Regions from separate parts of the Homo sapiens genome. Here region 1 is linked to region 2. A link is a contact called in ENCODE Hi-C or POLR2A ChIA-PET data. All regions are on one chromosome and are shown on one strand. Each heading gives the region's core, a stretch centred on a gene start or an enhancer-like site at or near the end of the contact. The rest is flanking DNA. Distances are from core to core; before and after follow the strand shown.

Evidence for each region. Hi-C counts contacts between places; a loop is a spot of excess contacts on that map. ChIA-PET counts read pairs that join two places held with the same protein, here RNA polymerase II (POLR2A). Pooled maps may share reads with other maps.
Region 1: a map of chondrocyte shows a loop between it and region 2 (2.2-fold over the local background). The contact joins two enhancer-like sites. A Hi-C loop is called at or near these places in 1 of 168 maps with a recorded cell type or tissue (chondrocyte) and 2 of 50 pooled maps. POLR2A ChIA-PET finds 5 or more read pairs at or near these places in 4 of 52 experiments (BJ, GM12878, Panc1 and 1 more).

The regions. Positions count from the first base shown.
Region 1 is chr17:66,536,207-66,542,536 of GRCh38, forward strand. The region is part of intron 3 of PRKCA (protein kinase C alpha); the gene reads left to right. Among named protein-coding and RNA genes, the nearest start is that of PRKCA-AS1, 120 kb to the left of the region's middle. RefSeq lists a silencer at 6,225-6,274. Within about 2 kb of position 4,030, at least 17 of the 41 ENCODE cell types and tissues checked have a DNase peak (open chromatin) inside an H3K27ac peak, as active enhancers do.
Region 2 is chr17:66,271,698-66,277,806 of GRCh38, forward strand. No RefSeq gene overlaps it. Among named protein-coding and RNA genes, the nearest start is that of PRKCA, 28 kb to the right of the region's middle. RefSeq lists a silencer at 4,834-5,128. Within about 2 kb of position 1,479, at least 5 of the 41 ENCODE cell types and tissues checked have a DNase peak (open chromatin) inside an H3K27ac peak, as active enhancers do.

The DNA of each region.
Region 1 (6,330 bases), core at 2,780-5,279, 270 kb after region 2:
TGCTGTGTAAGAAATATGAGTTATTTGTCTGTGTGACTAGAACTTTCCTGGTGTAAGTTCAGAACTTTCCAGAACTTCCCTGAACTTTACTCTGTCCGGTTCAGACCATCTGAATGCAGATGTCTGACTTGGGGATAGATCCTCCACTGATCAATCATTCAGAGAAAAGCCACAGAAAACACACAAGATTAGAAAAATAAAACCCACATGGAAAGGCTTTAGTGAGGTTACAGCATAGATTATGCAGTCTGGGAAAAGAAGGATAATGCAGATTAAAATATCTGAAATATTAGAATAGCATAAATGTAGTTAACTTCGGAGCCGGAAGACCAGGGTTGAATCTTGGCTTCTTCCCTTACTGGCCATGTAACCTTGGGCTTCTTGCTTAACCCCTCTGAGCTGCAGAAGGGGGGATGCTGCTGTTGATGTCATCATCACCAATGGCAGCAGTAGAAGCTATCAATGATGGTGGTTATCACTTTTATTACCATTGTTTTTAGTAAGGAGAGCTAACGAGACAGGCTCCAACTGCTCTTCTCCCGTGGGAATTGCAGTTTTCTGCAGTGGATCCTGTGACAGATTCCTGTGGATTCCTGGGACAGACTTAGCCACCTGTCCTTTCTTCTATCCTCCTGTACTCATCAGATTGAGCACCATGTGGGTCCAGTCCCTGAGATGAGTGCTTGATAGATAGAGGTGAACGATGGGGGCTTGGTCTTACAGAGCTGACCTGTAAAATCCTCTCCACCATATCCAGTGCATACAGCTGGGCATTCTTTGTGTAGATCACCCCAGTTATTAGAACCTCTATTTCAGTAATTCACTCTCTGGGCTCTAGTTCTTCCTTGTGAATTTTACTCTCAGGGAAGCCCCGACTGTGCTCCTGAAGCTGTTTTTATTTGTAGTAATTTAGCATGCGTCCAGGAATTGAGGACTCTTGCCTACCCAAAATCAGAGGTGGGGAGGAAAACCACGGTATTTCAGTCCTTTTGTTCTTTTTGAGGTCTGTAATTCACCAAAGCCAGGTCCACCAAAGTAAATTATTACCATAATTTATGGTGAGAATTATTTGGGGCCACAGATGTCAAGTGGAAGCTTGCAGGTAAGTATGATTGAGAAAGTACAAAATTTTGAAATGAACTCTAACCTTATGAGTCTGTTGCTCTAAGGATCTAAGGATATTAGGAGGTAGTGTTAAGAATCACAACTGCATTGTTAAACGCCAAGTGTTCTTTGTGATTTGATTGAAACTGTAGTTGGGATTCTTCAGGTTCCATATGTGGGGCAACATTTAAATATTAACATTCTTGGGAAGATTTTGTATAGACAGCTTTCTCTGTCATCCGAATGCCGTGTGGTCTTCAGAGCATGTCATAAGAAAAGTCATGAGACACAAATCTGATGGAACTTTCTTTAGCATATGTTTAAGACTTGTCATCTTCCCATCTCATCTTTGCAGTAGAAAAATACCAACGTTTCCCTGAACAAAATAGAAGTATTTTCCACTTCCCCATTTCTGAAGCTCCTAGACGTTTTATATTTCTTTTGAGTAAGAGATTGCTTTGTATCCAGGAGCCTTTGCATGGTGCCTTTTCTTTTACTGGTTTGTTTATTTGGGAGATGGAGTCTTGCTCTGTCACCCAGGCTGGAGTGCATTGGCATGATCTCGGCTCACTGCAATCTCCACCTCCTGGGTTTAAGGGGTTCTCGTGCCTCAGCTTCCCGAGTGGCTGGGATTACAGGTTCACGCCACCATGCCCAGCTAATTTTTTGTATTTTTAGTAGAGACAGGGTTTTACCATGTTGCCTAAGCTGGTCTCCTGAGCTCAGGCAATCTGCCCGCCTCTGCCTCCCAAACTGCTAGAATTACAGGCGTGAGCCACCACCACGCCTGACTCCTTTTCTTTTTCTTGATGTTACTGAAGACTTTATTTTGGAAGTAGTGAGGGCCCAGAGCTGATCCCTTCTGGAGATGTGTCACAGGGTAAAGAATGTGGCTTTGAAACTCCAACTCTGTCACTTAAAGCTGTGCCTCTTTCAGAGTTACTTAACCACTCTGAACCTTAGTTTCCTCTTCTGCAAAATGGGAGACTAGCAACCTGCCACCCAACTGACTGCTCTGGGCTATTTATGAGACAGTCTCTGCTCTCGGGAGACATCCCTCTTTGGCTTATTCATCCTCACTCATCTGCGTTGGAGAGATGCACTTGGTGCCTCTCCTGCAGAAGGGGTGTTAGGAGGCTGTTGCGTTTGTCACCAGGGAGGTGATGTTTTCCCCATTGGGAACCCTAGGCCAGCAAACTTCGAGAAGTGTCTGTGGCAGCTTGAATGCTGCTATTTAAGAGTTGATAAAGAGGCAGCTTGGAGAAAACCTCAAGCTTATTTGGTTGAGTGGGGTGGCTGTGTGAGAATTAAGTAATGAGTAGACCTGAAGCATCTGGTGGGATCTCCAGCAGTTAGTAAATGGCAGCTGTTTTTATTCTCATCCCTTGTGGGCAGTACTGTCCAGTTCCAGTGATGGGCATTAGTGGCATTTGGGATTTGAGGATAACCTTCATAGGTTGGAATGAGTACCGTAGCAAAACAGAATTCTGCTCTTAGCCAGAAAGCATTCCAGTTAGCAAACTACCTGACAGTGTAATGTGCCCAGAGGACCCAGGAGGGCCATCCCAGGGAGAACAGCATCGCCATTTCTGCTGACCACATGCTGTCTCCTGAGCCCCGGTATCTGAGGCCCTCATCGAAGGCATAGGCATATTAACAGTTATGCTGCCAGACTTTTATCAGCAGTCTGTACTTCTCCTTTTATCTTCGGAACTGTGATGAAAAGAACAGTCCACTCCCTTCTGATCTCAACACTTACCAAAGCTCATCTGTTCACAGGCAAATGTACTAAAACATTTTTTATTGGAGACTGAGTTTCATGTGTAGACATCATTGTATTTCTGTGTGGTGTCCTCAGATTTTCACTCTTGTTTTTTCCCCAGCTGCCTTTTTTAAAAACTCCTTTGCACTCTTAAACGTCAGGCTGAGTGTATGTGTGTAAATAAACGCTTTGGGTGGAGGATATTGTTCTGCTGTGACAAGCCATCAAGCAGCACAGCAAGAAACAATACTTTTCTAATTTGTGAGTTATTCTTACGTTTCCCTTTTGCAAGGCTAGTTATTTCATTAAATTCATTTAATTTAAGCTTTGAAATCTTTTTTTTTTTTTTGAGATGGAGTCTTGCTCTGTCCTCCAGGCTGGATTGCAGTGGCGTGATCTCGGCTCACTGCAAGCTCCGCCTCTCAGGTTCACGCCATTCTCCTGCCTCAGCCTCCTGAGTAGCTGGGACTACAGGCGCCCGCCACCACATCCAGCTAATTTTTTTTTATTTTTAGTAGAGATGGGGTTTCACTGTGTTAGCCAGGATAGTCTCGATCACCTGATTTGTGATCTGCCCGCCTTGGCCTCCCAAAGTTCTGGGATTACAGGCGTAAGCACCGCGCCCGGCCTAAGGTTTCAATCTTAATAAGAATGGCTAACTTTTAGATGAGAGTTTTACATCAGAAAACCTCATCGTACCCAGAGAGATGCTTCTTTAATTCAGATTTGAAGGGATGAGTTTCCTTGTTCTGGATTAAACAGCTCACTCAGACACACCAAATGAATGCAGTGTGCAGTCCTAGGTGGCACCAATCACAGAAGAGTGAAAAGCATAAAACAGTTTTAGAAAAGGTCACCACACTTAGAAATAGAAATCCACCCTTGCTCACGCAACCCGAGGGATTTGAAAATAATTTCGAAAATCAATTTAAACATGTAGGCCACCCGTCTTTTGGAGAGATGCAGTTGGTGCCTCTCCTGCAGAAGGGGTGTTAGGAGGCTGTTGTGTTTGTTGCCAGGGAGGTGATGTTTTCCCCATTGGGAACCCTAGGCCAGCAAACTTCGGGAAGTGTCTGTGGCAGCTTGAATGCTGCTATTTCAGAGCTGATGAAGAGGCAGCTTGGAGAAAACCTCAAAAATAAATACTCTGATTCATCATTGTTGTTCAGGCTTTCCAGCCGTCAGAGCCAGCCCAGGGTTCTGAGACAAAGGGTAACATTCAGCACAGAGCCCAGCGGAGAGTCTGGAGCCCTGACTGTCTCTAAAAGAGGGGGCGGAGAGGGAGGCAGCTGCCTGCAAACCCTGGAGTGGGGCTTGACGCTGGGGGGACGGCGTGTGCTGGTTTTGCTGCTTTGGGGGTGAGGAGAGGATGAATAATCCAAAGAGGGACGTCTCCCGAGAGCAGGGACCATCTCATAAATAGCCCAGAGCAGTCAGTTGGGTGGCGGGCTGCCGTGCGGGGGCTGCAGTTAGAAGCAGCACTCGGAGTGGAGTGGGGCCTCCCAGCGGGGCCCTGCTGCACTTTGTGAGTGCTCTGTGGTCGAAGGCCAGCTGGGCCTGAAGGCAAAACATCTGGATTTTGCAGAGGGTTCCTAGGCTGAGACGGAATTCAGGCTGTAGGCTCTGTGAGACCTTGTGTGAAACCCCCGGTTCTGTCTCTGTCACTTGTTTGAGTCTCCCATTTCTCTGTCTATCAAAAGATTGAATATGGTGGCTTACAACAGAGGCAGTCGAGGGTAATTATTAGTATCATGGTTTGACCTCGAGATCTGGCACTTCCTGGACCTATTCCGTTGTATATTTCTCTGTGCACTCCCTGAGCCTCCCTTTTCTCAGCTGAGAAAATGGTCACACCTATGGTATCCCACACTGTGGAAAATGACCAAATAAGACAAGGTATGTGCAAGTATTTGGTAGAACCCTACAGAGGTAGGAAGTGGCTGTTACTAGCTGTTTCCACTGGTATTCTCTGGCCATCTCAGAGCTGTTTAGGGACCATTCCAGCTACAGGGGAGGGCAAGATTTAGAGTAGACTCTCAAATGAGTCTATCTGATTCTTTGGAAGCACGAGCTCTAGTAAGATAGTTTGAACAAAGATGTGACCATGAGGGGTTTTGTTTTATTTTTTAACTAGATTTTGATATGTTGTGTGCCGCTTCTCCACTGCACAGATTGACCAAGAGTTAGCTGCAGATTGTGGCTCAGTAAGAAGGTCTTGTGGTACGTGCTCCTGCGGCCCCCACCTCAAACTCTTGCCTCTGGTGTTCTTGAAAGAAATGAGGGGACCTTTGCCCGAGCCAAGGGAAAATGCAAGATTTTGGAGGCTTAGCCCCTTTATTGTTTTTTTCCTCTGTTGCTTATATTGATTTCTGCGGCAAAGAGCAGTTGACTGGGATTGAAAGCTACTCTGCTGGTCTTGGATGTGGAAGAAAAAATAATTCCCACTTTCCAAATAGAGGCTCATCCAGAGGCAGCAGATGCCAGAGGCAGCAGATGCTAGCTGCAGTTCTGCAGGCAGGAATTGCACGTGCAAAGCAGAGCTGACGTCCAGTCCACGCCTCATGGCACTTTGGAAGTGCATCTGACACCGTTTGCCTGCCATACACAAGCCACAAAGACTTTTTGAGGCGACAGGTTATGCCAAAAATTAAGTAAAAATGACACAGCTTCAGATGACATTTACATATCTATTTTTGAGGTTTCAGAACATGTGCCCTATAAAAATGTACAACTGCATTGTTTAAAACTCTTCTGAGTCTCTGAGGATTTTCTATCAGTGCATGCCTCTCAGTTATCACTTAAATGTCAAGGCCCTAAGCTTGTATGAGCCCCTAAAATGTTTTTGAGCCCCACAGTAAATTTTTGGCTGACCACATTTGTTCTATGTAAGGCTGATAACAAGCCACCACGTGGAATCTCACAGTGGGACTTTAGTATCAGGCAATTGCAGAGTCCTGAAGCTCGTGTTGCGGTTATTATGGTTCTATATAAAGCCCCAGGGGAGAAAGTCATTTCATGCTTTTAAAATTACTAGTTAATGTTTAAGGAGTTTATACGGAGTGGACTGAGCCAAGCATTTTCCCCTTAACTTTAAAATTATTACAGAGAGGCCTTAAGAAACTGTTCTGTATTAGATGGTGATTAAAATATGACCTTTTTCTTTCTTTATGCTTAGGATTTTCACGATGTGGTTTGCAATTAATTTGTATGTGCACAGTCTTTGTGCTAGTTTCTGTGGACATACAGTGGTGCTACTTGGCCTTAAGAGCTTCCTGTGTGTGGTTGGGAGATAGGCAGTTAGTAAGCCATGTGTGCTGTGAGAAAACCCAGAGCATAGAAGTCGCACATGAGAGTACCAGGTGCTGAGTACCATGGGGGTGAGAGCAAGGAGGGATTATTTCTGCCCCAAGAAGGCTTCTTGGGAAATAGAGCAGTTATGAAGGACCTGGAAAGATGTTCCAATA
Region 2 (6,109 bases), core at 229-2,728:
ATATTCCACTGTATGGATATACCACATTTTATTTATCCCTTCATCAGTTGATGGACATATTTGGGTTGTTTCCACCTTTAGCTATTATGACTAGCATTACTATAAATATTCATATACAAGTTTTTGTGTGGACATATGTTTTCATTTCTCTTGGGTACATGACCAGGAGTGAAATTGCTCTAGGCTTCCGTTAAGAGTAACTGTGAGATTCATTCTATATTGTTCATCAGATGGTCCCCAACAGGATGGATGGAGCTCCAGTGTCCACACTGAGAAGCTCAGCAAGACAGCCTTCATTGTTGCCACCTCCTTTTACATCTCACTTTCCTCACTCCTACAGCCTTGCTCCCTAGGATGACTCCCAAAATAAACTCCCGACACCCATGCCCTTGCCTGTTGTTCTGCTTTCAGGCAATCCAAATGAAGATATGAAAGTTCGGCCAGGCACGGTGGCTCATGCCTGTAAACCCAGCACTTTGGGAGGCCAAGGGAGGCAGATCACTTGAAGTCAGGAGTTCGAGACCAGCCTGGCCAACATGGTGAAACCCCGTCTCTAATAAAAATACAAAAAAATTAACCAGGCATGGTGGTAGGCACCTATAATCCCAGCTACTCAGGAGGCTGAGGCAGGAGAATTGCTTGCACCCAGGAGGCGGAGGTTGCAGTGAGCCGAGTTTGTGCCACTGTACTCCAGCCTGGATGACGGAGTGAGAACCTGCCTCAAAAAAAAAAAAAAAAAAAAAAAAAACAAAAAGATATGAAAGTGCATAAGAGTTCAGGCCTGTTCGTGTTCCTGTTCTTCACGTGTCAGAGGCAAGAAGCATGAGGCCTCTTCACCTTCCATAAAGGGAGATGGCGCCCACTGCACAAGGTGTCTGATGTAAACTAAGAAAAACCAAATAACAACAGCAACCAAAAAAAGGTGAAAGTCACAAGGTGATCCCAACGGGTGGAGGAAGAGGACTAGCATGTTAGATGCATATGATGCTAACAGGGGCCCTGTATGCATTATTCTGTTTAATTCCCACAACAGCCCGGAGAGGTTGATAATTTGCCTGGGGTTATCCCAGAAGTGAAGGAGCCCAGATCAGCAGCCAGGTTCCTCCGATTCCAGTGGCTGTCCTCTGTCACCTCTCCCCACCCTCTGGTCAGTGCTCTTCACAGCAAACTGGTAATTTCCTAACTGCCTTTAAGTGAAAGTATCTTTTTGGCTCCACATTCTACTGCAAAGGAAGCCAGATGCTATTTTTCAGTCCTGTGAACTTTCCATTTCTGGCAGGTGGCTGGCTCTCCTTTTCCCTGGATAGAATGTAATTTCCATTTGCTTTCCAGCAATCTTATTGATTGAACATGCTTCCAAATTTTTTCATCTTTGACACGTTTCTTACAATGTAATTTTACAGGGCAGGAATCATCCTTGTTGAAGAGGAGAGTCCAAGACGGGGCGGCATTCTTGTGTAATGAGTTGCTTTAGCTTTTTCTTTTTTTCTTTTTCTTTTTTTTTTTTTTTTGGCTAAAACTAAGAATGTGTCAGTGGCAAACACTAAAAATCCACCCCCATTTACTTCTTGTGGCTGTTCCTGAGGGATGTCAGTGATAAAGTCACCCAACTTACAAACTTTACAGTGAGTCACTCATCCCATTAAAGGCCCTTGAGATGTACGATAACAGCAAAAAAAAACCCCACCTTTCCAGAAGGATATCATAACAATTAGAAAATCAGTCATGATGGCAGTGAACCTCAATGTTCTGATCCACAAAATAAGGCTTTGGTGAAGAATAAATGAAATTACATTTGTGAAAATTTTGCAGTGTGAGCTTTTATTACTCGTATCTTTACAAAGAACATAATAGATACTGCTACATTTTTGCAAAGCAAGCTGACATCTGGAGTATGAAACAATCATTAATAATTATCTGTGCTGGTCAGGCATGGTGGATCAAGGTTGTAATCCCAGCACCTTGGGAGGCCAAGGCAGGGGGATTGCTTGAGGCCAGGAGTTTGAGACCAGCCTGGCCAACATAGTGAGACTCCATTTATATAAAAAAATTAAAAATCAGCCAGGTGTTGTGCCACACACCTAAATTCCTAGCTACACTGGAGGTTAAGACAGGAGGGTTGCTTGAGCCCAGTAATTCAAGGCTATAGTGAGCTATGATTATGCCACTGCACTCTAGCCTGGGAGACAGAGATAGAGCCTGTCTCTCAAAACAAAACGAAAACAAAACAACAACAACAAAAAGCTGGGCACAGTGGCTCATGCCTGCAACCCCAGCACCTTGAGAGGCCAAGGCAGAAGGACTGCTTGAGTCCAGGAGTTCTAGACCAGCTGGACAATGTACCAAGACCCCCATCTCTTTAAAAAGTGTAGCTGGGCCTGGGTGGTACATAACTGTAGTCCCAGCTACTCAAGAGGCTGAGGTGGCAGGATCCCTTGTGCCCAGAAGTTGGAGGATGCAGTGAGCTGTGATAGCTACACACTCCAGCCTAGGTGACAGTGACAGAGCAAGATCCTGTGTCTAAACAAGAAAAAGAAACGGTATCTGTGCAAAAAAAAAAAAAGTATTCAAAAGTCTAAACCTTGTGTTAGAGACAGCCATTGCACAAACAAGAAGAAAGGGAATTCATTAGACCATGCATAAGTATCAGAAAGAGCCTGAATGTTTTTTTAAATCATTATTATTTACAATTTTTTTTTTTTTTTTTGAGACGGAGTCTTGCTCTGTCACCCAGGCTGGAGTGCAGTGACGCGATCTCGGCTCATTGCAAGCTCTGCCTCCCGGGTTCACGCCATTCTCCTGCCTCAGCCTCCCAAGCAGCTGGGACTACAGGTGCCCGTCACCGCGCCTGGCTAATTTTTTGTATTTTTAGTAGAGACGGGGTTTCACTGCATTAGCCAGGATGGTCTTGATCTCCTGACCTCGTGATCTGCCCGTCTCGGCCTCCCAAAGTGCTGGGATTACAGGCGTGAGCAACTGCGCCTGGCCTATTTACAAAAATTTTTTAGAGACAGAGTCTTGCTCCATCATCCGGCTGCAGCCTGGACTTCCTGGGCTCTGACAATCCTCCTACCTCAGCCTCCTGAGTAGTTAGTATTACAGGCATAGGCAACCATGCCCAGCTAATTATTTTTAAAGTGTTTTGTAGAGGCAGGGTCTCACTATGTTGCCCAGGCTGGCCTCAAATTCTAGACCTCACCTGGCATGGTGGCTCACGCCTGTAATCCCAACACTTTGGGAGGCCAAGGCAGGATTGCTTAAGCCTAGGAGTTCTCCAACTCCAGCATAGTGAGACCCCATCTCTACCAAAAATACAAAAATTAGCCTGACATGGTGGTGCATGCCTGTAATCCCAGCTACTGGGGAGGCTGAGGTGGGAGGCTTGCTCGAGCCTGGGAGGCAGAAGTTGCAGTGAGCCAAGATCGTACCACTGCACTCCAGCCTGGGTGACAGAGTGAGACTCTGTCTCAAAAATAAAATAAATAAAAACAGGCCAGGCATGGTGGCTCACACCTGTAATCCTAGAACTTTGGGAGGCTGAGGTGGGCGGATTGCCTGAGCTCAGGAGTTCGAGACCAGCCCGGGCAACGTGGTGAAACCCTGTCTCTACTAAAATACAAAAAAAAAAAAAAAAAATTAGCCAGGCATGTTGGCATGTGCCCGTAATCCCAGCTACTTGGGAGGCTGAGGCAGGAGAATTGTGTCAACCCAGGAAGTGGAGGTTGCAGTGAGCTGAGATTGTGCCACTGCACTCCAGTCTGGGCGGCGGAGCAAGACTCCATCTCCAAAAAATAATAATAATAATAGTAAATAAAATAAAAATAATAAAAATAAGAAATAAATATATCACCTCGTTAGTCCTTACAACAAAGCCAATAGCCTTTGTTCACATAAGTGGAATCCCACTCTCATTTCATAGCTAAGAAAACTGAGGCTCAGAAGAGAATAGGATTTACCCAAAGTCTCAGGAATTCATCTGAGCCCTATGGACCACCCCACAGCAGTGCAGATTATCTTTGCAAGGTATTACGTGCCTAAGACAGTCTTTCCAGTAGATGACTCAGTGAGCTGGCACCACTTGCAGACTAGCCAGTAGAGTGACCACAGTGTATCAGGAAGATGTGTCACTGAGAAAACAAAACCAGCAAGGATTGTGTGATGCCACAGTGACTCACTGTGCCCAAGGTCCCCCACTCTAACTAGGAGTATTCCCCAGTGGCCTTTATACAACTTGCTGATCTTTTCCTACTTGGCTCGTCTACTCGCCGCACAATCATTCCCATGCAGCCCCACCCCACCCCAGTCCCACCCGTCCTCCTGATGGGGCCTGCTTCTCATCCTCCGCTGAGGTGTCAGATTGACTTCCAGAGGCTTCTGCAGAGCACTTCTCACTCCAATCTCCTCCAATTCTCTAAGCACAAGCAGGAACCTGGGCATTTCCAGCTGCTCAAGCTAAGAGGTCCCCCTTCCAGCCTGGCTCGTGCTGGTGCTTAGGTGGGGCTCCTGTCCCTATCCCCTACAGCTCTGTTGTCTCTCGATATGTCACTCTTTGCACCAGAAAGAACAACCAAGGATCATTCTCAATGCTTCACACAGAAACCCTCTTCTCCCAAATGAATTTCCCGTTCCCTTTCTCAGGGACCCCCAAAGGTATAGCTGCAGCCTCCCAGAACACTTATTCTACAGGAGGCTGCTTAGACCACAGCTGTATTCGGGAAAAGGAAATTTCATTAGGATGTAATGATCTCAGGCCTCCAAAGCCCTGGCTGGCTGGAAAAAGGAGGCTACAGTCAGGATCCTGTCCAAGCCGCCAGAAGAAGTGGCTGATGGCTTTCTAGGCTGCCTCTCTCTGTGCATAATCCTGCTCATATCTCACTGGTCACAGCTGCAAAGGAGTTTAGGAGTGTAGTATCTTAGATGGGCACATATCCCTAGAAAAGCATTGCAAAGCAGAAGGGGAAAATGGAGTTGGGTAGACAACAAGTATTCTCAGAAGATAAGGGCATAGCTGGCAATCTGAACAGTGAGTGTTAAGGTTAGCCATTCCAATATCACACAGATAAGAAAAGGCCCTATGATTTGGCAACCAAGAGATTACTCATGGCCTTGGAAAAGACAAACCTAGCAGAACACTGGATTGGGAGTGGGGTTAAGCAATGAGTGGGGGTGAGGAAGTGGAGACATGGGACCCAGACTTTTCTACAGAGATGTTTCAGTAAAGAGAAATGAGGGCTGGGCGCAGTGGCTCATGCCTGTAATCCCAGAATTTTGGGAGGCCGAGACGGGCGGATCACAAGGCCAGGAGATCGAGACCATCCTGGCTAACATGGTGAAACCCCGTCTCTACTAAAAATACAAAAAATTAGCCAGGTGTGGTGGCGGGCGCTTGTAGTCCCAGCTACTCAGGAGGTTGAGGCAGGAGAATAGTGTGAACCCGGGAGGTGGAGCTTGCAGTGAGCTGACACAGTGCCACTGCACTCCAGCCTGGGCAACAGAGAAAGACTCCATCTCAAAAAAAAAAAAGAAAAAAAAAGAGAGAAATGAGAGACAGAGAAATAGACAGCTGTATTATAAAAATATACACATAATTCCTAACCTTTATTTTGACTGCTTCTTTTCCTCTCCCCAACTCAATCTTGGCAACAGTTACTAATAGCAAAATTGACTGACCTGAGTTCCAGCTTCTCTCTGTTCTTCTTCCCAGGGAAGGTGCTAATGAGGAATGAAATGGCCAAAGGCTGAACTGCGGGAGGGAGAAGTGAAGCTCTGGAACATGCAGCAGCTGAGCGTGGAGCACTGAGGATTTTCTCCATGACAAAAAGGAGTTTTATCATGGCCAGGTGTGGTGGCTTATGCCTGTAATCCCAGCACTTTGGAAGGCTGAGGTGGTAGGATTGCTTGAGGCCAGGAGTTCAAGATCAGCCTGAGCAACATAGCAAGACCCCGTCTCTAAAAAATTAATAAATAAATAAAAAGATTAGCCGGGCATGGTGGCCTGTGCCTGTAGTCTCAGCTACTTGGGAGGCTGAGGTGAGAAGATGGCTTGAGCCCTGGAGGTTGAAATGCAGTAAGCAGTGATAGCACCACTGCGCTCCAGCCTGGGTGACAG